3 separate regions of the Homo sapiens genome follow, and all the other regions are linked to region 1. Evidence: chromatin loops called from intact Hi-C (ENCODE). Cell type or tissue: heart left ventricle. All regions are shown on one strand. Region 1 overlaps F11R (F11 receptor). Region 2 holds the start of LOC124900457 (small nucleolar RNA ACA64). Region 3 holds the start of UFC1 (ubiquitin-fold modifier conjugating enzyme 1).

Evidence for each region. Hi-C counts contacts between places; a loop is a spot of excess contacts. Peaks named below come from ENCODE experiments on the same cell type or tissue, not always from the same donor. Only the 100,000 strongest peaks of a DNase experiment are listed, where the experiment ranks them.
Region 2: it touches region 1 in a loop (4-fold over the local background); 40 of 110 quality-filtered maps call a loop at or near these places.
Region 3: it touches region 1 in a loop (5-fold over the local background); 10 of 110 quality-filtered maps call a loop at or near these places.

What each region holds. Positions count from the first base shown.
Region 1 is chr1:160,993,297-161,001,296 of GRCh38, reverse strand. It overlaps F11R (F11 receptor), which reads left to right. Exons shown (of 10, transcript NM_016946.6): 2 at 1-12; 3 at 170-277; 4 at 520-666; 5 at 949-1,151; 6 at 1,319-1,421; 7 at 1,550-1,657; 8 at 1,889-1,901; 9 at 2,206-2,254; 10 at 2,391-6,086. The coding sequence ends at 2,426. Among named protein-coding and RNA genes, the nearest start is that of F11R, 24 kb to the left of the region's middle. In heart left ventricle, CTCF peaks have their summits at 3,792 (motif pointing left) and 7,544 (motif pointing left); a DNase peak (open chromatin) is centred at 3,766; H3K27ac peaks cover 638 bases.
Region 2 is chr1:161,135,548-161,143,547 of GRCh38, reverse strand. It overlaps LOC112543491 (linc-UFC1), which reads right to left. Exons shown (of 1, transcript NR_156734.1): 1 at 5,606-8,000. It overlaps LOC124900457 (small nucleolar RNA ACA64), which reads left to right and starts at 2,212; the gene lies at 2,212-2,340. In heart left ventricle, a CTCF peak has its summit at 3,575; no DNase peak of the experiment used is centred here; H3K27ac peaks cover 267 bases.
Region 3 is chr1:161,149,179-161,157,178 of GRCh38, reverse strand. UFC1 (ubiquitin-fold modifier conjugating enzyme 1) reads right to left here and starts at 3,201. Exons shown (of 6, transcript NM_016406.4): 1 at 3,059-3,201; 2 at 162-229. The coding sequence starts at 3,181. RefSeq lists enhancers at 2,894-3,283, 3,324-3,373, 3,464-3,513, 2,402-3,601, 2,839-3,619 and 1 more. In heart left ventricle, no CTCF peak of the experiment used is centred here; a DNase peak (open chromatin) is centred at 3,168; H3K4me3 peaks cover 2,098 bases; H3K27ac peaks cover 1,161 bases.

The DNA.
Region 1 (8,000 bases):
CTGAGAATAATCGTGAGTTGGGAGGGGCCATGGAGGGTGTGAGGGTGAGCAGTTGCCGGCCGCCTGGGGATCTAGAGAGCACCCAGCCCAGCCTGCAGTTTGGGGCTGTTCCCCATCTCGTGTATTTGCTGCTGCTTCTTCCTTCGGCTCATTTTGACCCTGTCTGCAGCTGTGAAGTTGTCCTGTGCCTACTCGGGCTTTTCTTCTCCCCGTGTGGAGTGGAAGTTTGACCAAGGAGACACCACCAGACTCGTTTGCTATAATAACAAGATCACAGGTGAGTTGCTTCTCCTCCTTCCTGATTGCCTAGGTTGTGGAGGGATTATCATGCCTGGATTCTACGATCCAGACTTTGTGCCCTTATCCCAGGGCACACCCTGGGGCTGAAGTCCTCATGGCCTTCCTACCCCCCTTTCTGGGGGAAGAGGAGAGCACTTGCGTACCTTGGATGCCCCCTTCATCAGCCTCCCTTAGCTCTCCAGTTCACTCTGTCCTTGCTCTTGCCTCCTCTTGTGGTAGCTTCCTATGAGGACCGGGTGACCTTCTTGCCAACTGGTATCACCTTCAAGTCCGTGACACGGGAAGACACTGGGACATACACTTGTATGGTCTCTGAGGAAGGCGGCAACAGCTATGGGGAGGTCAAGGTCAAGCTCATCGTGCTTGGTACGTGCCCCATGTCTTCTGGGTGGGCCTGGAGTTAGTTACTTCTCATAGCAGGCTCTGCTGCACTTTGGAGCTCTTTGATGGTGAGAATACCCACAGGTGGGCTATTCAGAGTCCTGGAGCTGCCAGAGAGGGAGATGAGCCCCTGGTTAGGTGGCAGCCAGGGGCATGGTGAGAGTAGGAGGCTTGAGCTGAGTAGTTGGGGGTACCATTGTAGTTGGTTACTTAGACTCAAGCAGCCCCCACCCTGTACTCAGCACCTTCTGTCTTTCTCTTCCACAGTGCCTCCATCCAAGCCTACAGTTAACATCCCCTCCTCTGCCACCATTGGGAACCGGGCAGTGCTGACATGCTCAGAACAAGATGGTTCCCCACCTTCTGAATACACCTGGTTCAAAGATGGGATAGTGATGCCTACGAATCCCAAAAGCACCCGTGCCTTCAGCAACTCTTCCTATGTCCTGAATCCCACAACAGGAGAGCTGGTATGTATGGGGTGGTGGTGAAAGATGTGTGGGGGATGCAGTTATAGAACCCCAAAAGGTGGGAGGAAGAACAGGCAACAGGGTGAACTTGGAACTGGGGTCAAGAGACATTAAAAAATGTCTATTTTGCTTCTTCAGCAGGAAGCCAATTTGTTTTCCTTCCTCAGGTCTTTGATCCCCTGTCAGCCTCTGATACTGGAGAATACAGCTGTGAGGCACGGAATGGGTATGGGACACCCATGACTTCAAATGCTGTGCGCATGGAAGCTGGTGAGAGTTAGGGCTTGAGCCCAGACCTGGGGTGGGGATTGGGGTCTGCTTTTCATCCTGCCATTGGTGATACTGTAGGTGCCGTGAGTGAGTATCCCCGTGCCTGACTTCTTATTTGTGTCTCGCAGTGGAGCGGAATGTGGGGGTCATCGTGGCAGCCGTCCTTGTAACCCTGATTCTCCTGGGAATCTTGGTTTTTGGCATCTGGTTTGCCTATAGCCGAGGCCACTTTGACAGTAAGTATCTGCCCCCAGAGGCTCTCCTTTGTACTGCCCCCATCCCAGGGCCTGGCATGGGTGTCATCTGAGTACTGACCCTGATACTGTGCTCATGTGTGTGGGTGTTGTCCCCTGGGGAACACTGATCACCCATCTAACACCAAGAGCTGGGGGCCTGCCCCTCCATCTTCCCAAGCCATGCTGTCTTCTGTCCTGCTGACACTCATGATCCCATTTCTTCTCTTTCAGGAACAAAGAAAGGGTGAGTGAGGTGCTGTCCTGGGGTTCTCCAAGTTTGAGAGCATGGATGCATGTGGTTTGAAGCTGAAGTGGGCCTAGGGGAATGGGTTGAAGGCAGAAGCAACCAGTTTGGAGGGAAGGCATTTGGATATCCAGCCCTTTCTCTGTGGCCTTGGCCCTGGGTCTGTCCTGTTACCCCACCCATACCTGTCTGCTGCGCACTCTGTGCTTCTGTAGCATTCTCGCTTCTGGCCTTTAAAGTTGGCAAGGGGAGGTTAATAAGCACCTAGGTGGCTGAGTGTCTCTGTCTTCTGGCTTGTTCACAGGACTTCGAGTAAGAAGGTGATTTACAGCCAGCCTAGTGCCCGAAGTGAAGTGAGTATGCCTCCCCTGGGCAGGGGTGGGCCACCTGGGGCTGGAGTGAGGAGATTTCTAGCCCATGTTTATGTGTTTTGGGGATTATCAGCTAAAGAAGACTATTGAGAGTTGACTGGATGTTTTATTTCTGCAGGGAGAATTCAAACAGACCTCGTCATTCCTGGTGTGAGCCTGGTCGGCTCACCGCCTATCATCTGCATTTGCCTTACTCAGGTGCTACCGGACTCTGGCCCCTGATGTCTGTAGTTTCACAGGATGCCTTATTTGTCTTCTACACCCCACAGGGCCCCCTACTTCTTCGGATGTGTTTTTAATAATGTCAGCTATGTGCCCCATCCTCCTTCATGCCCTCCCTCCCTTTCCTACCACTGCTGAGTGGCCTGGAACTTGTTTAAAGTGTTTATTCCCCATTTCTTTGAGGGATCAGGAAGGAATCCTGGGTATGCCATTGACTTCCCTTCTAAGTAGACAGCAAAAATGGCGGGGGTCGCAGGAATCTGCACTCAACTGCCCACCTGGCTGGCAGGGATCTTTGAATAGGTATCTTGAGCTTGGTTCTGGGCTCTTTCCTTGTGTACTGACGACCAGGGCCAGCTGTTCTAGAGCGGGAATTAGAGGCTAGAGCGGCTGAAATGGTTGTTTGGTGATGACACTGGGGTCCTTCCATCTCTGGGGCCCACTCTCTTCTGTCTTCCCATGGGAAGTGCCACTGGGATCCCTCTGCCCTGTCCTCCTGAATACAAGCTGACTGACATTGACTGTGTCTGTGGAAAATGGGAGCTCTTGTTGTGGAGAGCATAGTAAATTTTCAGAGAACTTGAAGCCAAAAGGATTTAAAACCGCTGCTCTAAAGAAAAGAAAACTGGAGGCTGGGCGCAGTGGCTCACGCCTATAATCCCAGAGGCTGAGGCAGGCGGATCACCTGAGGTCAGGAGTTCAAGATCAGCCTGACCAACATGGAGAAACCCTACTAAAAATACAAAGTTAGCCAGGCATAGTGGTGCATGCCTGTAATCCCAGCTGCTCAGGAGCCTGGCAACAAGAGCAAAACTCCAGCTCAAAAAAAAAAAGAAAGAAAAGAAAGCTGGAGCTGGTGGCTTAGGCCATCACCCTTCCCTTGGCTGGAACTACTGGACAGACCCTTTTGAGATGTGCCTGTGGTGCTGTGGAGATGTGTGTAGTGGTCTTAGCTCTTTGTTGAGCTTGTGTGTGTGTTGTGTAGTCTTAGCTGTATGCTGAAATTGGGCGTGTGTTGGAGGGCTTCTTAGCTCTTTGGTGAGATTGTATTTCTATGTGTTTGTATCAGCTGAATGTTGCTGGAAATAAAACCTTGGTTTGTCAAGGCTCTTTTTTGTGGGAAGTAAGTAGGGGAAAAGGTCTTTGAGGGTTCCTAGGCTCCTTTGTACAACAGGAAAATGCCTCAAAGCCTTGCTTCCCAGCAACCTGGGGCTGGTTCCCAGTGCCTGGTCCTGCCCCTTCCTGGTTCTTATCTCAAGGCAGAGCTTCTGAATTTCAGGCCTTCATTCCAGAGCCCTCTTGTGGCCAGGCCTTCCTTTGCTGGAGGAAGGTACACAGGGTGAAGCTGATGCTGTACTTGGGGGATCTCCTTGGCCTGTTCCACCAAGTGAGAGAAGGTACTTACTCTTGTACCTCCTGTTCAGCCAGGTGCATTAACAGACCTCCCTACAGCTGTAGGAACTACTGTCCCAGAGCTGAGGCAAGGGGATTTCTCAGGTCATTTGGAGAACAAGTGCTTTAGTAGTAGTTTAAAGTAGTAACTGCTACTGTATTTAGTGGGGTGGAATTCAGAAGAAATTTGAAGACCAGATCATGGGTGGTCTGCATGTGAATGAACAGGAATGAGCCGGACAGCCTGGCTGTCATTGCTTTCTTCCTCCCCATTTGGACCCTTCTCTGCCCTTACATTTTTGTTTCTCCATCTACCACCATCCACCAGTCTATTTATTAACTTAGCAAGAGGACAAGTAAAGGGCCCTCTTGGCTTGATTTTGCTTCTTTCTTTCTGTGGAGGATATACTAAGTGCGACTTTGCCCTATCCTATTTGGAAATCCCTAACAGAATTGAGTTTTCTATTAAGGATCCAAAAAGAAAAACAAAATGCTAATGAAGCCATCAGTCAAGGGTCACATGCCAATAAACAATAAATTTTCCAGAAGAAATGAAATCCAACTAGACAAATAAAGTAGAGCTTATGAAATGGTTCAGTAAAGATGAGTTTGTTGTTTTTTGTTTTGTTTTGTTTTGTTTTTTTAAAGACGGAGTCTCGCTCTGTCACCCAGGCTGGAGTGCAGTGGTATGATCTTGGCTCACTGTAACCTCCGCCTCCCGGGTTCAAGCCATTCTCCTGCCTCAGTCTCCTGAGTAGCTGGGATTACGGGTGCGTGCCACCATGCCTGGCTAATTTTTGTGTTTTTAGTAGAGACAGGGTTTCACCATGTTGGTCGGGCTGGTCTCAAACTCCTGACCTCTTGATCCGCCTGCCTTGGCCTCCCAAAGTGATGGGATTACAGATGTGAGCCACCGTGCCTAGCCAAGGATGAGATTTTTAAAGTATGTTTCAGTTCTGTGTCATGGTTGGAAGACAGAGTAGGAAGGATATGGAAAAGGTCATGGGGAAGCAGAGGTGATTCATGGCTCTGTGAATTTGAGGTGAATGGTTCCTTATTGTCTAGGCCACTTGTGAAGAATATGAGTCAGTTATTGCCAGCCTTGGAATTTACTTCTCTAGCTTACAATGGACCTTTTGAACTGGAAAACACCTTGTCTGCATTCACTTTAAAATGTCAAAACTAATTTTTATAATAAATGTTTATTTTCACATTGAGTTTGTTTAAATCCTGAAGTTCTTACCTTAAGAGAATTGGGACTCCTAGAGTGATTGGACATTCAAAATATTCCTGATAGTCTTGTTAATTAAGAGATTAGGATATCTTTCCATTACCTTGATAATTACGTTTTAATTTAGCTTTTTTCATTGGCCTGTGTTTAAATGCAAATAACCCCACAATGGACATTTCCTATGTTAAAGTGACATTTAGGGGATAAAAAATGAGAGCAGTTCCATGGATTTTGGTGTTTCCCCTGAGACATGAACTCAGCATAATCTGGGATAAAATGATTGAGTGTTAAGGATGTGTTTGTTGTTCCTGTCGTTTTTTTATTTTCTTCAAAGTATACAACATGGTTTGATATGCACATACATTTGTGTAATGATTGCCATGGTCAATTAACACATCACCATTTTTGTGTGTGTGTGTGTGTGTGTGTGTGAGGGAGTCTTGCTCCGTTGCCAGGCTGGAGTGCAATGGTACAACCTTGGCTCACTGCAACCTCCACCTCCTGGGTTCAAGCAATTCTCTTGCCTCAGCCTCCTAAGTAGCTGGGACTATAGGCGTGTGCCACCATGCCCAGCTAATTTTTGTATTTTTAGTAGAGACGGGGTTTCACCATGTTGGCCAGGATGATCTCGATCCCTTGACCTCATGATCCGCCCACCTCGGCCTCCCAAAGTGCTGGGATTACAGGCGTGAGTCACTGCACCCGGCCACATCACCTCCCATGTTCTATCTTACGTATTCAGAACTTGTTCATCTTGTAACTGAAAGCGTGTACCCTTTGACCAACACTGTTTTTCCTGTCTTAACAGGATCTACAGATCAAGGACAGGGGAGGGGATAGTGGAGGAAAACGGAGTTAGTCTGTTTCTAAATGAGGGGACAGTATGTTTCTTGGGGCCTGAGGACAGCTTAATAAAGTAGACAAATGAAGAAAAACAACAATTTGCATTAAAAAATATCCAATTCTTTAGCTTTTCCAGCTTATTACCCCTTCTCTGGTACTAGCTATGAAAATCTGATATGAAACGGAACATTTTTTCTTTTCTTTTCTTTCTTTTTTTTTTTTTTTGAGACTGAGTCTTACTCTATCACCCAGGCTGGAGTGCAGTGGAGCGATCTCAGCTCACTGCAACTTCTCCCTCTGAGTTCAAGCGATTCTCCTGCCTCAGCCTCCCGAGCAGCTGGGATTACAGGCGCCTGCCACTGCACCCGGATAATTTTTTTTTTAATAGTTTTAGTGGAGACAGGGTTTCACCAGCTTGGCCAGGCTGGTTTTAAACTCCTGATCTCGTGATCCACCCACCTTGGCCTCCCAAAGTGCTGGGATTACAGGTGTGAGCCACCGTGCCTAGCCCATTTTTTCTTACTACTATCATCCATTAACTTATTTACTGGGTACTATTACTATCTCTGTTTCTCAGATGGGGAAGAGAGGCAGAGAAATGCTAAGGAATTTGCCCAAGTTCACACAACCAGTACTAGGCAAATGGTAGGTCCGGGATTAAGATCCTGGGGAGGGGAGGTTGGGTAACCTATATCCTGCTCAGTGACCCAGAATGGAAAAGAATGAAGGAGGAGGAGTGGAAACAGAAGTTAACTTTTTTTTTGTAGAGGTGGGTATCTGGGTTTGAGGAGAGAGAACATTAAAAGTAATGCTGGGGCCGGGCGCGGTGGCTCATACCTATAATCCCAGCACTTTGGGAGTCTGAGGCAGGCAGATCACTTGAGGTCAGGAGTTCAAGACCAGCCTGGCCAACATGGTGAAACCCTGTCTCTATGAAAAATACAAAAATTGCCAGTTGTGGTGGCTCACGCTTGTAATCCCAGCACTTTGGGAGGCCGAGGGGGGCGGATCACCTGAGGTTGGGAGTTCAAGACCAGCCTGACCAACATGGAGAAACCCTGTCTCTACTAAAAATACAAAAATTAGCCGGGCATGGTGGTGCATGCCTATAATCCCAGCTACTCAGGAGGCTGAGGCGGGAGAATCGCTTGAACCCGGGAGGCAGAGGTTGCGTGAGCCGAGATCACGCCATTGCACTCCAGCCTGGGCAACAAGAGCAAAACTCCATCTCAAAAAACAAAAAAACAAAAAACCAAAAATTAGCTGGGTGGGGTGGTGGTGTGTGCCTGTAACTGCAGCTACACGAGAGGCTGAGGCACGAGAATTGCTTGAACCTGAGAGGCAGACATCACAGTGAGCCGAGACGGCGCCACTGCACTCTCGCCTGGGTGACAGTGAGACTGAGTCTCAAAAAAAAAAAAAAAAAAAAAAAGTGATGATGTTTGACCTACGGTTTCCCCTGAAGTGTGACAAAATCTCACTTGAGTCTGCTATCCCAACAGACAGACTCTGGACAGAGTGAGGCATATTAAGTATGAGGCTCTTTATGAAATGGAGGGCCTATGAGTGCCACCTTCTGGAGTAAAGGATAAAACTTAATGCAATTTTGCCAGTGACCGGGATGAAAAACAGAAGGCATGCATATCATATTTGTGGACGGCAAGGAGTTAGTAGGAATTGCAACATTCTCAGTGTGCAGAATGAGGATTCAAATAGTCAGGAATGGTAAACTCCAGCTTATTAAATTTTATTGAATTGAAATTCAATAGTAATAAGTCAGATTCTGCCTTTGGGTTCAAAAAGTCAACTCTTCATAGATAAAGTAGGAAAGATGTAGAATTTTTAGAACTAGGGAGGCACTCTGCTGACAGCACCCTTCCCCTGCATCAAGTTCTGTCTTAAGTGCCAAACTTTAAGGGCATTATCAACAAATGAATATATTCAGAGGAGTGATCTGGAGGGTGAAGGGACCTAAAATTTTGTCATGTAGAAACTTCTGAAGAATCAGCATTAAGCCCAGATAATAAAGACTCAGGGAAA
Region 2 (8,000 bases), 140 kb before region 1:
TTAGGTATATATTCTTCCAGACATCTCTATGTACACATTTCCAATCTTCTAAATCCTTTCAGTGTAATTCACTGTTCTAGGTTCTTGAGATGGATGCAGAACTCACAAATTCTCAGCTTTTCTTTCATCCTAAAATTTTTATTTATTTATTAACTTACTTATTTTAAAAGAGACAGGGGTCTCCCTATGTGGCCCAGGCTGGTCTCAAACTCCTGGCCTCAGGCAATCCTTCTTCCTTGGCCTTCCAAAGCACTGAGATTACAAGTGTAAGCCACCACATCCAGGCTCTTTTTTCTTATGTGCTCTTAAGACTATGTATTTTCCTCTAAGCACATTTTTTTCTTTTCTTTTTTTTCTTTTTTCTTTTTTTTTTTTGAGACAGAGTCTCACTCTGTCGCCCAAGCTGGAGTGCAGTGGCATGACCTTCGCTCACTGCAACCTCTGCCTCCTGGGTTCAAGCGATTCTCCTGCCCCAGCCTCCCGAGCAGCTGGGATTACAGGCACACGCCACCATACCCGGCTAATTTTTGTATTTTTAGTAGAGACAGGGTTTCACCATGTTGGTCAGGCTGGTCTCAAACTCCTTACCTTGTGATCTGCCCACCTTGGCCTCCCAAAGTGCTGGGATTAACAGGCGTGAGCCACCGCGCCCGGCCCTTTTTTCTTTCTTTCTTTCTTTTTTTTTAAGACAGAATCTCGCTCTGTCACCCAGGCTGGAGTGCAGTGGCGCAATCTCGGCTCACTGAAACTTCCACCTCCCAGGTTCAAGTGACTATCTCGCCTCAGCCTCCTGAGTAGCTGGGACTACAGGTGCCCACCACCACGCCCGGCTAAGTTTTTGTATTTTTAGTAGAGATGGGGTTTCACCATTTGGTCAGGCTAGTCTCCAACTCCTGACCTCAAGCAATCCACCTGCCTCAGTCTCCCAAAGTGCTGGGATTAAAGGTTTGAGCCATGGTGCCCGGAATGCTTTGTGACATTTTAAATTATCACTCAGGTCAAAATATTTTCTAACTCCAATTGTGATTTATTTTGTGGGTCATTTAAAAATGTATTCAGCACACTACAGCCTTAAACTCCTGGAATCAAGGGATCCTCTGGCCTCCAAGTAGCTGGGACTGCAGGCATGTGTCATTGTGCCCGGCTGTATTTAACTTGTAAACATAGGGACTTCCCAGTTACCTTTTTGTTACTGATTCTAGCCTCACTGTAATGTAGGCAAGAAACATACTTTGCATCATTTGAAGCCTTTGAAATTTGTTGAAACTTGCTTTATAGAACAATCTGGTCAGTTTCTTAAATGTTCCAAATGTGCTTGAACATGTGCTTTGTAATTTGAAGTCGTTGGGTATAGTGGACTCTATACGCTTGTTGAATCAAATTTACTGCTCGTGTTATTTAAATTTTCTATATCCTTGCTGATTTTTTCTTATTCTTTCTCTTTTTTTTTTTTTTTTTTTTTAGAGAAAGAGTTGGTCTCATTTTGTCTCTCAGGTTGAAGTACAGTGGTGCCATCATAGCTCACTGCAGCCTCAACCTCCTGGGGTCATGTAATCGTCCCACCTCAGCCTCCTGGGTAGCTGGGACTATAGGCATGCACAACCATGCTCAGCATATTTTTTTTTTTTTTTTGAGACGGAGTCTTGCTCTTGTCACCCATGCTAGAGAGCAGTGGCGCGATCTTGGCTCACTGCAACCTCCGCCTCCCGGGTTTAAGCTATTCTCCTGCCTCAGCCTCCTGAGTAGCTGGGATTACAGGTGCCCGCCACCACACCCAGCTAATTTTTGTACTTTTAGTAGAGACGGGGTTTCGCCATGTTGGCCAGGCTGGTCTCGAATTCCTGAACTCAGGCCCGCCCCGGCCTCCCAAAGTGTTGGGAATTACAGGCGTGACCCACCGCGCCCGCCCCTAATTTTTTTTTTTTTTGTAGAAATGAGGGTCTCCCTATGCTGCCCAGGCTGGTCTTGAACTCCGGCCTCATGCAATCCTCCCATCTCAGCCTCCCAAAGTGCTGGGATTACAGGCATCAGCTACTGCACCTGGCCCTGACTTTTTCTATCAGTTCTGAAAGAAGTATACTCTATTAATTGAGAGAGGTGTGCTAAATCTCCTACGATGATTGTGAACTTGTCTATTTTTCCTTGTAGCTCGGTGCTGTATATTATTTGAGGTTTTGTTAAGTGCATACAAATTTAGAAATGTTTTCCGGCGTTGGTTGAAAATCACCCCCGGTTTTGGCCGTGGCCGCGGGTGAAATTCGGCGCGCAAGAGCCTCCGGGGGCCTCAGCTCACCGCGTGCTGCCGCCATGTGCGACGGTGAAACCCAGGCCCCGACAGGGGCCGCGGCCTCCCCCCGGGTGTGGCTGCTCGCGTGGTCTGACCCCTGACTCCTGACCCCGGCTGCAGACCCCTAACCCTATTTTTCTCTCCGCAGGACACTGGTCCTCCTACGCCTGAGACCGACGTTGCCAGGACCGCAGGGTCAGGGGGACTTGGCTGTCCCCCGTCTTTCAAATAAAGCTGTTTGTCTAAAATAAATAAATAAATAAATAAATAAATAAATAAATAAATAAATTTATTTTTTAACTTCCTGGTGAATTAAACTTATTGGTATAAAATGTCCTTATTTCTAGTAATGCTTTTTGCCTTCAAGTCAACTGTGTCTGATTTTAACATAAGCTTCTTTTGGTTTATGTTGCATAGCTTATCTTTTCCTATAATTTTACTTTCAACCTTTTGATAACCTTATTATTGTTTATTTATTTATTTATTTAATTTATTTATTTTTGAGACAGAGTCTTGCTCTGTTGCCCAGGCTGGAGTGCAGTTGTGCGATCTCGGCTCACTGCAAGCTCTGCCTCCTGGGTTCATGCCATTCTCCTGCCTCAGCCTCCTGAGTAGCTGGGACTACAGGCGCCCGCCACCACGCCCCGCTAATTTTTGTGTTTTTAGTAGAGATGGGGTTTCACCTTGTTAGCCAGGATGGTCTCGATCACCTGACCTCGTGATCTGCCCGCCTCGGCCTCCCAAAGTGCTGGGGTTACAGGCGTTAGCCACTGCGCCCGGCCTATTGTTATTTATTTATTTAAAAAAAAATTTTTTTTTGAGACGGAGTCTCGCTCTATCACCCAGGCTGTAGTGCGGTGGCACAATCTCAGCTCACTGCAACCTCTGCCTCCCGGGTTCAAATGATTCTCCTGCCTCAGCCTCCTGAGTAGCTAGGATTACAGGCACGGGCCACCACACCCGGCTAATTTTTGTATTTTTAGTAGAGACGGGGTTTCACCATGTTGGTCAGGCTGGTCTCGAACTCCTGACCTCAAGAGATCCACCTGCCTTGGCCTCCCAAAGTGCTGCAATTATAGGCATGAACCACCACGCCCAGCCTGTTATGTTATTTGAAAAAGAATGGTCTGGAATATAAGAGCATTTTTACTTAATTGAACAACCACCCAAAGAAAAATTGGTTAATTCTCTAATTAACTGGTGGGATTGGTGAGACAGGGTTGTTTTATGTTACGGTCTTTGGAATAACCAATGACTTGGAAAAAGTCATCCCCATGGGGGCAGCAAAGAGTCATTGATAAAGAGCCTGCTGAATTTCTGAAACCTGGTGAAACTTGTTATATATAATACAATAATAAATATTAGGTAACATTTATCCAGCACTAGGCCCTGTGCAACACTTTCTATACATCATTTAATATAATCATTAAAACAATGATCTGTAAGGTGGATGTTATATTTCTTTCACAGATAAGAAAACAAGTTTAGAGAAGTTAAGGAACTTGCCTGTCATATTAGTGAGGGTCAGAGCTGGGGAATGAAGAAAAGGGAACAGGTTGAGGCGACTTGAACAGCAGATCACTAGGATTCAGCAACTGATTGTGGTCCCTACTCCTTTTTTCTTTTTCTTTTTTTTTTTTGAGGCAGCAGGGTCTGGCTCTGTCACCCAGGTTGGAGTGCAGTGGTGCGATCTTGGCTCACTGCAACCTCGGCTTTCCAGGCTCAAGTGATCCTTCCACCTCAGCCTTCTGAGTAGCTGGAACTATAAGCACATGCCACCATGCCTAATTTTTGTATTTTTTTCTGTAGAGACAGGGTTTGGCCATGTTACCCAGGCTGGTCTTGAACTCCTGGACTCAAGCAATCCACCCGCCTCAGCCTCTCAAAGTCCTGGGACTGCAGGTATGAGCCACCATGTGTGGCCGAGGTCCCTACTCTTTTATTCGGGAGCCATAGAAGCCAGAACTGCAATAAATTCTAGTTCTGGACTTAGAGCTAGGTTCCAAGCTGAACTGAAATTAGGAGGAGCCAGTAGTATAATGCCTGGATGAAAATGAGTAACTGGGGCAGCTTAGAGTTAATAGGAAACCAAGAATAGAGCAGATCATCAGGTCAGCAAGTCCCTGCAGAGTAAAGCAGAAGAGTAAAGCCCTGGTAGGGACACAGGGATCCGAGTGGCCCTGGAAGAGTCAAGAGGATACTTGTGACAAGGGGCTAGTGCTAGCAAGATAGAGACTTCTTAAGGGAATATCTGGTTTGAAAAGATTAATCTGGCAGACCTGGGAAGGAACATGGACTAGGACAAGCAGCCTTAATAGAGTATTCAGATCAAGAAAGAGAACAGATCTGCTTTACTCTAAACTGGTACTACCACTGACTTGTAAAAAAATATTTAGTAGGGACATGTGGCTATGATGTGTTGACCCAGAGAGAAAAAACAGAACCAATACATGGAAGTTACAAAGAGATTTATCTAAGGATAGTAAAAAGGCCTTTCTAATTACTGAGAATTACAGGGAGTTGAAAACTACAGTTAAGGACACAGTGGAAATGTGAGCCTGTGGATAGCTGAAGGGTTCCAGGTTACAGATTCCAGTGAAGGAAGAGGTAACTGTGGGAGTAGTGTTTTGATAAGTAGAAAAGGATGGGCATCAGGATAGAGCTGAAGGGGCCAGTCTTTGAAAGCTGGAGGGATGTTTTCTCAGCTGAGGAAGAGACAGGAACTAATGTAAAGGAAGAAACATAACAAGCAGAGGACTTCCGCAAGAGAATTCTACACAGGGTTCTCAATCTTCTCAGAGGAAGTTCCCCCAAGTTTTTAGTTGAATTAAGGAGAGGGTGGTTCATAAGGCAAGAGATGAAGTTTTTGTTTTAACTGTACAGATGATGTATAGTTTAAGCTAAGGAGGAACAGCAGTCTAGCTATAGCTAACAAAAAACTCTAAACTGTTTGAAATATTTTTTTCTCAGTGATGGACATGAGGGTGCCCATCTCTACACAGGAGGTCCCTTTGGCTTAGCTCAGGAAATCTGCACAGCTCTCTTTGTTGGCGTTACGATCTTAGGACTTCATGTTGAAAGAGTGAACTTCCAGGGCTCCCCAAGCAGAAAATATCCCTCCAAATAAACTGACTAGTTTAGGAACAGCTGGCCAGGCAACTGTCCCAATGTTTGGAATTTGGAAAATTTGGTCATTGAAGTCTGGCCCCAGGGAAAAGAACTGAGTTCTGTGAGTCCTGCAGGGGAAGACAGATTACTTTGGAAGGCCTAATGAAGGCAAATCTCAGCCCTTCCTTCACCTTTCCATTCTTTTTTTTTGAGACAGAGTTCAATTCTGTTGCCCAGGCTGGAGTACAGTGGCGTGATCTTGGCTTACTGCAACTTCCACCTCTCAGGTTCAAGCAATTCTCCTGCCTCAGACTCCCGAGTAGCTGGGATTACAAGTGCATGCCACCACACCCAGCTAATTTGTTTATTTTTTAGTAGAGATGGCGTTTCAACATGTTGGCCAGGCTGGTCTCGAACTCCTGACCTCAAGTGATCCTCCTGCCTCAGCCTCCCAAAGTGCTGGGATTACAGGCATGAGCCACCGTGCCTGGCTAAGCTTTCCATTCTCAGTGAAGAAAGTGATCTGTTCTCTTCCCCATTGGTTGCAATAAGCAGACTGGACATCATACTATGACTAGAAAAGGCAATCCTCAGCTTTCTCTAATCCTCTGAATGGAATTGGGTTAGGTTTGGAGAGGAGAGGTGGGTTCATGGAAAGGAATTACCATCATGGTGCCAAGACTACTGAGTGTCAAACCACTTCAGAATATGGATACGGAGGGAGAATATTATTCTCCTTTAAGAAGTAGTGCCTGTGTCTGTCTTTTTTGCGGGCTTATGTGGATTACATCTGCATTCCACACATCACAGCTACCTCTGTCCTGATGGCTATTCCTCTAGGAAAAGCTAAGGAGCAATCTACGAAGACAATGAATACATAAGGGAGATTGTTTACAAAAGAAAAGTGTTCCAGTGGGTATAGAGGAAAAAATGGTCAGAGGTGAGGTAGAAATTTTTTACTTTCCCCAATTAATGAACACCTTTTCCCTTCAACCTTCTACAGGCTGTTTATTCTTGCTCCTGTAGGAAGGCGTGGCAAGGTATCAGCTTTCTCTTTGCTACCCACTGCTACTTTTAGACCACTGTGCTTCCATCCTCTTGCAAAAATTCTTCTCCCTTTGAAGCTTATGCCATCTGGCTTTACTGCCCTTTAACACCTTTTTTTTTTCTTTTTCTTTTTGTAGTGCAGTGGCAATAATCATAGCTCACTGCAGCCTCAAACTCCTGGGCTCAAGTGATCCTCCAAACCCAGCCTTCAGCACCTATTAACCTCTTTTTGTGCCAACTCTTACTATCATCCTGGGAGGTTTTACAAAAACCCATGAAAAATACAGTTAGTTCCTGACCTCCAACTCCAACGAATACTCCCACTTTCAATTCCTTAATTTCACCATTTCTAGAAAAACAGGTTTTTGTTGATGGCAGCTTCAGGGCCATAGTAAGGACTGGGAGAGGGTAGCATTCTTCTTCTTTTTTTTTGAAACAGGGTCTCGCTATGTCACTCAGGTTGGAGTGCAATGGTGCCATCAGGACTCACTGCAACCTCAAACTCCTCAGTCTCAGGTGATCCTCCCACCTCAGCCTCCCAAATAGCTGGGACTACAGGCAAGTGCACACCCACCTAATTAAAAAAAAATTTTGTAGAAATGGGGTCTCTCACTATGTTGCCCAGGCTGATCTTGAACTCCTGGCCAAAGTATTGGGATTACAGGTGTGAGCCACCACACCCAGCCAGGGTATCATTATTAAGTGTAGTAAGATTGATGGTGCCAGCACTGGCTGGTGTTGACTTGAAGACTCACTGAAAGACTGGGACTGGCAGCCATGATGCATAAGGGCAGAATAGCCTGGGGGTTGTACTGCCCAGTGATACTTGGGGAAAGGTTCAAGATCTGGATTTGACTCTTGTGCCAAGCTTCCAAGAAACCTAGGTTCAGAGGTAAGAGCACCTTTCCTATCAGCTGCCTCTGTGGGGACATCTGACACTTTCAACATCCACCCCCTTGAAATACTCTTCCCTTTGATTCTGTGACAATTATCTCCCAGGTTTTCTTCTTCTTCACTCGCTGTTCCTTTTCAAAGATTCTCCAAGAGCTCTTTTTCTACTTGTGCCTTAAATGTTGGAATTTCCGAGAGCACTCTTCTTAGCCCTCTGCTCTTTTCTGGGGAGCTTATCCAAATCTATGGCTTCAACTACCACCGAAATGTTGATGTTTCAGAATTTCTGGCCTATATATCACAGGGCTTTCTAAAAAGTAGTTTTCTGGCCAGGTACCATGGCTCACGCCTGTAATCCCAGCACTTTAGGAGGCCGAGGAGAGTGGATCACGAGGTCAAGAGTTTGAGACCAGCCTGGCCAACATAACGAAACCCCGTCTCTACTAAAAATACAAAAAATTAGCCAGGCATGGTGGCGTGCACCTGTAGTCCCAGCTACTCAAGAGGCTGAGGCAGGAGAATTGCTTGAACCTGGGAATCAGAGGTTGCAATGAGCTGAGATGTGCCACTGCACTCCAGCCTGGGTGACAGAGCGAGACTGTCTCAAAAAAGAAAAAAAAAAAGTAGCTTTCTGTAAAATAATATGTGCATAATAAAATAATTTCAA
Region 3 (8,000 bases), 160 kb before region 1:
AGCCTGGGAGACTCATAGGATGGGAACTGGGGAACTCTGGCGCTGTGGGAGTGGAGACAGCTAACATGTGACAGGGCAGCTTTGGTAGTGGGCGCTAGGATACCAAATTGCCTAACTCATATAAGACTCCCACCCCACACCTCCCAAGAGGGTCTACCTACCGAGTTCCTTCCTTGTTGGACTCCAGTCGGAACCAATCGTTGTCAGCATTCTTGTTGTTCTCCACATACTGAAAGCAGAGAATGAGGTCTTTGAGAGAGTAGTTGGGGCCAAGGGCAGTCCCCCTCTCCTCAAAAGAAAAGTATGTGGTTATTTTTTTTATTTTTTATTTTTATTGAGATGGAATCTCGCTCCCGTCGCACAGGCTGGAGTGCAGTGGCGCAATCTGGGTTCACTGCAACTTCCACCTCCCAGGTTCAAGCGATTCTCCTTCCTCAGTCTCCTGAGTAGCTGGGATTACAGGCGTGCACCACCATGCCCGGATAATTTTTGTATTTTTAGTAGAGACGGGGTTTTGCCATGTTGGCCAGGCTGGTCTCGAACTCCTGACCCCAGGTGATCAACCTGCCTTGGCCTCCCAAAGTGCTAGGATTACAGGCGTGAGCCACTACACCCAGCCGGTTTTTTTTTTTTTTTTTTTTTGAGACAGTCTCGCTCTGTCACCCAGACTGGAGTGCAGTGGCGCAATCTCGGCTCACTGCAAGCTCCATTGCCTGGGTTCACGCCATTCTCCTGCCTCAGCCTCTCAAGTAGCTGGAACTACAGGTGCCCGCCACCATGCCCGGCTAATTTTTTGTATTTTTTTTTTTTTTAGTAGAGATGGGGTTTCACCATATTAGCCAGGATGGTCTCGATCTCCTGACCTCGTGATCCGCCCACCTTGGCCTCCCAAAGTGCTGGGATTAGAGGCGTGAGCCACCACGCCCAGCCTACTTTTTCTTAATATGTTTACCTAATTTTTCTAACATTAGCAAAGCTGAAGACAAGGCTATACTGGTAAGTGGGGGTCTGCCCAGAACAGAGAATAGAATGGGCTCCACTCAATTTAGCAAGCACAAAAGACCTGAAGATACCATCTGGATTCTCCTCTCACTTCTCTGATAGTGTCTGCCCTCAGCCCACAACTCATTTAATGATAGACTCCTTCCCTGGGTAACTCCCTTCTAGCCTCATATAGTCCTGGTTTCAACTAACACCCACAGGCTAATGACTCCCAGATTTTCATCTTTGGTCCAGATCTTTCCTCAGAACTTCAGCCTTTAGTATCCAACTGTATGTTGACGTTTTGACCTTCATTTCACAGGTACTTCAAACTCAGCATTTCCATCTGGAATTTTTTATATTCCTTTGGATACACTTCCTGAATTATCCTCCTGAATTATCAATTTCAGGTGGCAGTATGAGCATTCACCCAAGGCAAAAACCTGGGAATCATCTTTGACCCTCCCTATCCCTTACTACACTAATCCATGTTATGCTAATTTTACCTTCTGAATATTCTACAAATCTACCTCTCCTCTCTATCCTCACAACTGCCTAGTTTAGATTGCCTTTTGTTTCGCTGAGATTAATGACAGCCTAACTTGTCTCTTACCTTCAGTCTTGTCCCTGTCAATTGTATTTTCCCCTTATTGCCAATGTGACTGATCTAAACCCAAATCGGCCATGTAATTCCTCAGCTTAATAACTTTTAACGGTATCCCAAAGCCTCCAAGAGAAAATTCAAGTGCTCAAATATGTCTCCTAGCTTTGTCTACCATTCCCTGCCTCACATTTGATGCTCTAACAACTCTGAGCTACTTTGTTTCTTCAAACACATCATGCTGGTGCCTGTGCCGTTTCTAGATTCTATGCCTTTGCTCATGCTGTCCCTTTTGGCTTGAATGTCCTTCTACTCTTATGTTTTATCAGGCTAGCTTATGTTTACTCTTTAAGTTTCAGCTCAAGCATTACCTCTTCCAGGAAACCTTCCGTGACCGAATGCAAACTGGATGTCTCCTCTTATGCTCTCAAAACATCCTAGCCATTTCTCGCTTTATATCTGTCCATATCTGTCTCAGTCTCTCTCCACTTAAACACTGTATTATAATGATCTGGTTTTGTCTACCTCAGTAAGTTCCTCCTTATTCGGCTTGGTATCTCCTCCCTAGGTTCTATATGCACAGTAATTTTTTTTTTTTAGTGAATGAATACATGAGGTAGGAGAACTAGAACTGCTGGTCTTTGAAGCAGGCAGAAACTACAAGGAAGACAAACTTTTCTCACCTTCCACAGTAGAGATAACTGAGAAGACAGCCCGTTTCTAACTATGAGCTAAACTCCCCAACTCTCTGTAGTTAACACCTACTTGAATTTTCAGCCCTAATGTGGCTTGAAAGAGTGAAGAGTGAGGCCAGGCGCGGTGGCTCACGCCTGTAATCTCAGCACTTTGGGAGGCCGAGGCGGGTGGATCAGGATCACGAGGTCAGGGGATCGAGACCATCCTGGCCAACACGGTGAAACCCCGTCTCTACTGAAAATACAAAAATTAGCTGGGTGTGGTGGCGCGCGCCTGTAGTCCCAGCTACTCAGGAGGCTGAGGCAGGAGACTCGCTTGAACCCGGGAGTCGGAGGTTGCAGTGAGCCGAGATCGCGCCACTGCACTCCAGCCTAGCAACAGAGCGAGACTCCGTCAAACAAACAAACAAAACAGTGAAGAGTGAAGAAGGGGGCAGAGAGATGCGGACTGGGAGTTGGCGCCCTGAGGATTTTTGTTCACATCCAGGTGAACAAACACCTGTAGCCAGGGAGACACGTCACCTTCTGGGGAAGCGTATCCCTAAAATAACTGCTGCTTTTAGCCGCAAGGTCTGGCCCCACTGTGCACCTCACCCGAGTCTTTTTTGCCCTCTCCCCACCATCCCTCCTTAGTCCCCGAGCCCCACAATAGTCCCATTTCTATGAATTTGGGCGTTAAACTTAAAAACCGGAAGCGGCTTCCACACGGAGCCTATTATTGAGGACACCTGATTTCTCCCAACCCTTATGCTACGCGTTAGACTGTAGAAACACAACTAACCCGGATAAGGGACTGATATTCCTCCTTCAGTCGCTGCACCCACAACTCACGATCTCGGGGTCCGGCGTTAGTCTTCAGCACCGGGATCTCAGACACAACACGTCGCGTGGCTTCATCCGCCATCTTGGACCAGGGCGCAAGAGAAACGCGGAAGTGGTGTTGCCTGTAGCTTACCTCAAGGCGCCGTCATCTTTACTATGGGAAGATGAGACGTTGGGTTGCTGTAAGACCTCTTTTGAATAAGATCTTTGTTTTCTTGTCACCTAGTTACCCGCTTGTGAGTGCATCGAGAAGAACAGAATGTAAACAGATTACTCCGTCCTATATATGACACCTATCATTAAAATCACCGCATAAGGCACAAAGGGTGACTTCCGTTCATGCTCAGAGAAGTAATCGCAGAAAACCCGGACACCTTCCCAAACTTGGAAAGCTCTTAGAACTTCAGGCTGCTGAAGGCATTTTTACTTATTTATTTATTTTTATTATACCTTAAGTTCTAGAGTACATGTGCACAACGTGCAAGTTTGATACATAGGTATACTTGTGCCATGTTGGTTTGCTGCACCCATCAACTCGTCATTTACATTAGGTATTTCTCCTAATGCTATCCCTCCCCCAGCCCCGAGCCCCCAACCCCAAGGCGCTTTTCAAGGCACTGACTTCCTAAAACGAGCGATTCGTGTTTCCTCTTCGAAGAACTTTTCCTTTGCTTATATATAGTCCTGCCTCTAGATGCAGTTATCCTGTAGAAGGATGTTTAACTCCTGATAAAGATTAGAAACCATGCAGAATCAAAAGACAAATCCCTGCAAGATTTCTGCCTTAGTCTAGCCATTCACTGAGTCCTAGACTTTTTTTTTTTTAGACAGTGTCTCAATCTGTTGCCCAGGCTGGAGTACAGTGGTACGATCATAGCTTACTGCATCTTCCATCTCCCGGGCTCAAGCGATCCTCCTGCCCCAGCCTCCCCAAAGTGCTGGGATTACTTGTGGGGAAACAATAAACAAACTCCAGTTGGACTTAAAATCTAAACACATTAATTTTTGCTTTTTTTTTTTTTTTTTTTGGAGACCGAGTTTCACTCTTGTTGCCCAGGCTGGAGTGCAATGGCATGATCTCGGCTCACCGCAACCTCCGCCTCCCGGGTTCAATTGATTCTCCTGCCTCAGCGTCCTGAGTAGCTGGGATTACAGGCATGTGCTACCACGCCCGGCTGATTTTGTATTTTTAGTAGAGACCGGGTTTCGCCATGTTGGCCAGGTTGGTCTTGAACTCCTGACCTCAGGTGATCCACCTGCCTCAGCCTCCCAAGGTGCTGGGATTACAGGCGTGAGCCACCGCGCCGGCCATTTTGGCTTTAATTTAAATATCCTGTTTGGCTGGCGTGGTGGCTCAAGCCTGTAATCCCAGCAACTTGGGAGGCCAAGGCAGGTGGATCACTTGAGGTCAGGAGCTCCAGACCAGCCTGACTGGTGAAACCCGTCTCTACTAACAATACAAAATTAGCTAGGCATGGTGGCGCACGCTTGTAGTCCCGGCTACTTGGAGGCTGAGGCGGGAGAATCGCTTGAACCCGGGAGGCGGAGGTTACAATGAGCCGAGATCCTGCCATTGCACTCCAGCCTGGGCAACAAGAACAAGATTCCGTCTCAAAAAATAAATAAAACCTAAAAACGTTAATTATAGATTTAAATATCTTGTTTGGCCGGGTGCGGTGATTCACGCAGATAACCCCAGCACTTTCAGAGGCCGGGGTGGGCAGATGGCTTGAGCCCAGGAGTTCGAAAATAGCTTAGGCAACGTGGTGAAACCCCAGCTGTACAAAAAATACAAAAATTAGCCGGAGTGGTGGCGGGCACCTGTAGTCCCAACTATTTTGGGGGCTGAAGCAGGAGGATCTCTTGAACCCCGGAGGTCGAGATTGCAAATGAGCCAAGATTATACCACTTCACTCCAGCCTGGGGGGTCAAAGTAAGACCAAAATTTTTAAAAATATATTTATTTATTTTATTTATGTTTATTTCACTGTTTATTCAGTGAATCATTCCAGCCTGTGGCAGTAAGTTTTTTTGTTTGTTTGTTTTGTTTTGTTTTTGAGACAGAGTCTCACTCTGTCACCCAGGCTAGAGTGCAGTGACATGATTTTGGCTTACTGCAACCTCCACCTCCTGGGTTCAAGCGATTCTCCTACCTCAGCCATCCGGGTAGCTGGGATTACAGGCATGCAGCACCACGCTCGGCTAATTTTGTACTTTTAGTAGAGATGGAGTTTCACCATGTTGGCCAGGCTGGCTTCGAGCTCCTGACCTCAGGTGATCCAGCCCGCTCGGCCTCCCAAAGTGCTAAGATTACAGGCGTGAGCCACCGTGCTCAGCCTCCAGTACAATATTGAGTAAGAGTGTTGGCGGGGCGCGGTGGCTCACGGCTGTAATCCTAGCACTTTGGGAGGCCGAGGCGGGCGGATCACAAGGTCAGGAAATCGAGACCATCCTGGCTAACATGGTGAAACCCCGTCTCTACTAAAAATACAAAAAAATTAGTCGGGCATGGTGGCGGGTGCCTGTAGTCCCAGCTACTCGGGAGGCTGAGGCAGGAGAGTGGCGTGAACTCAGGAGGCAGGGCTTGCAGTGAGCTGAGATCGCGCCACTGCACTCCAGCCTGGGCGACAGAGCAAGACTCCGTCTCAAAATAAAAAAAAGACAGTGTTACCAGCAGACATCCTTGTCTCGTTCTGCCTTTAGGGGGAAAATCAATGTCTTTCTCCTTTTTTTTTTTTTTTTGCGACAGAGTCTTCCTCTGTCGCCCAGGCCGGAGTCGAGTGGCGCGATCTCGGCTCACTGCAAGCTCCGCCCCTCCAGGTTTTAAGCAATTCTCTGCCTCAGCCTCCGGAGTAGCTGGGATTACAGGCGCCCGCCACCACGCCCAGCTAATTTTTTGTATTTTTAGTAGAGACGGGCTTTCACCATGTTGGCCAGGCTGGTCTTGAACTCCTGACCTCGTGATCCACACGCCTCGGACTCCCAAAGTGCTGGGAATACAGGCGTGAGCCACGCGCCCGGCTGTCTTTCTCCATTAAATATGAGGTTAAGCTGCAGATTTTTCACAGATGCCCTTGTCAGGTTGAGGAAGTTCCCTTCTGGCGTTGACGGTTTTTCTCAAAAGGGAGTTGTTTTTTGATTTTTGTTTTGAGACGGAGTCTCCCTCTGTCACCCAGGCTGGAGGGCAGTGGTGTGATCTCGGCTCACTGCAATCTCTGCCTCCCCTCCTGGGTTCAAGTGATTCTCCTGCCTCAGCCACCCGGTAACTGGGACCACAGACGCAGGCCACCATGCTCAGCTAATTTTTGCATTTTTTGTAGAGACGGGGTTTCACCCTGTCTGCCAGGCTGGTCTTGAACTCCTGACCTCAGGTGATCTGCCTGCCTCGGCCTCCCAAAGTGCTAGGATTACAGACATGAGCCAAAGCGCCCGGCCTTATAAAGGAGTTTTTCAAATGCTTTTTCCATGTTGATTGAGATGATGGTGTGTTTTTTGTTTTTTATCAGCATGCTATATATCTCTTTCATAAAAAAAAATGGATATTGGATAAGGCTAAGGCAGAGCTTTGTACTTCTTAACTAGAGATCTCTCTTCTGGGGAAATAAGATTTATTCCATTTTGGGTGTGGGCACTGTGGTGTGATATAGAGAGCAGAGATTTGGAATGAGGCTTTGCAATTTAATTGTCGTAAGACTTTAGCGGCGGGGTGCGGTGGCTCACGCCTGTAATCCTAGCACTTTGGGAGGCCGAGGGGGGCAGATCACGAGGTCAGGAGATCGAGACCATCCTGGCTAACACGGTGAAACCCCGTCCCTACTAAACATACAAAAAATTAGCCGGGTGTGGTGGTGGGCTCCTGTAGTCCCAGCTACCGGGAGGCTGAGCCAGGAGAATGGCATGAACCCAGGAGGCGGAGCTTGCAGTGAGCCGAGATCAGGCCACTGCACTCCAGCCTGGGCGACAGAGCGAGACTCCATCTCAAAAAAAAAAAAGGGTTACTTTAACTCTGTTCTTTAACTCTGTTAACTGTATTTTCTCAACTATAAAATGAGGATAAGGCTTATAAGGCTGGGCATGGTGGCTGACACCTATAATCCCAACACTTTGGGAGACTAAGGGAGGAGGATTTCTTGAGCACACAAGTTCGAGACCAGCTTGGGCAAAACAGAGAGACCCCGTCTCCACAAAAAGTTTAAAAATTAGCTGGACGTGGTGGCGTGCACCTGTGTCCCCATCTACTTGGGAAGTTGAGATGGGAGGATGACTTGAGCCTGGGAGGTCAAGGCTGCAATGAGCCGTGATTGAACCACTGCATTCCGGCCTGGGTGACAGAGGAAGACTCTGTCTCAATTTAAAAAAAAAAAGCTTATATAGTTATAACTATATACGCAATGGCCATTCATTTACATAATAGGCTGTTAGGATGAAATTCAGATAAATAAATGGCAGTATTCAAACTTTTATATGGTAGTGAAGCCAGGTTTACAAACAAAATCTTACCTGGAGTCCCAAATTATAATCAATATAGCGCTGCTCTTGTTCAAGTGCAGGCAGAAGACCTCTATCCCTGAGAATACTTCTATGGTAACTACTCATCACACTTTATTAATTGTATAATTGTCTTGATAGCCTGGAAGCTCAATCAGGGTAGGGATTGTGTATCTATCTTGTTCAATGCTGTGCTTCTAAAACCTAATATAGCGTCTGCCACAGATTAAATGTTCAATCAATATTTTTAACATCAATGAGTATCTTGATACATAAAGTAAGCACCAGAAAAATTGTCTTTATAAAGCTGCATGTTGTTTTTGTTTCATAGTTTTGGAAAACCACCCCATTTTTAATTTTTATTTTTTTTCCTTGAGACAGAGTTTCACTCTTGATGCCCAGCCTGGAGTGCA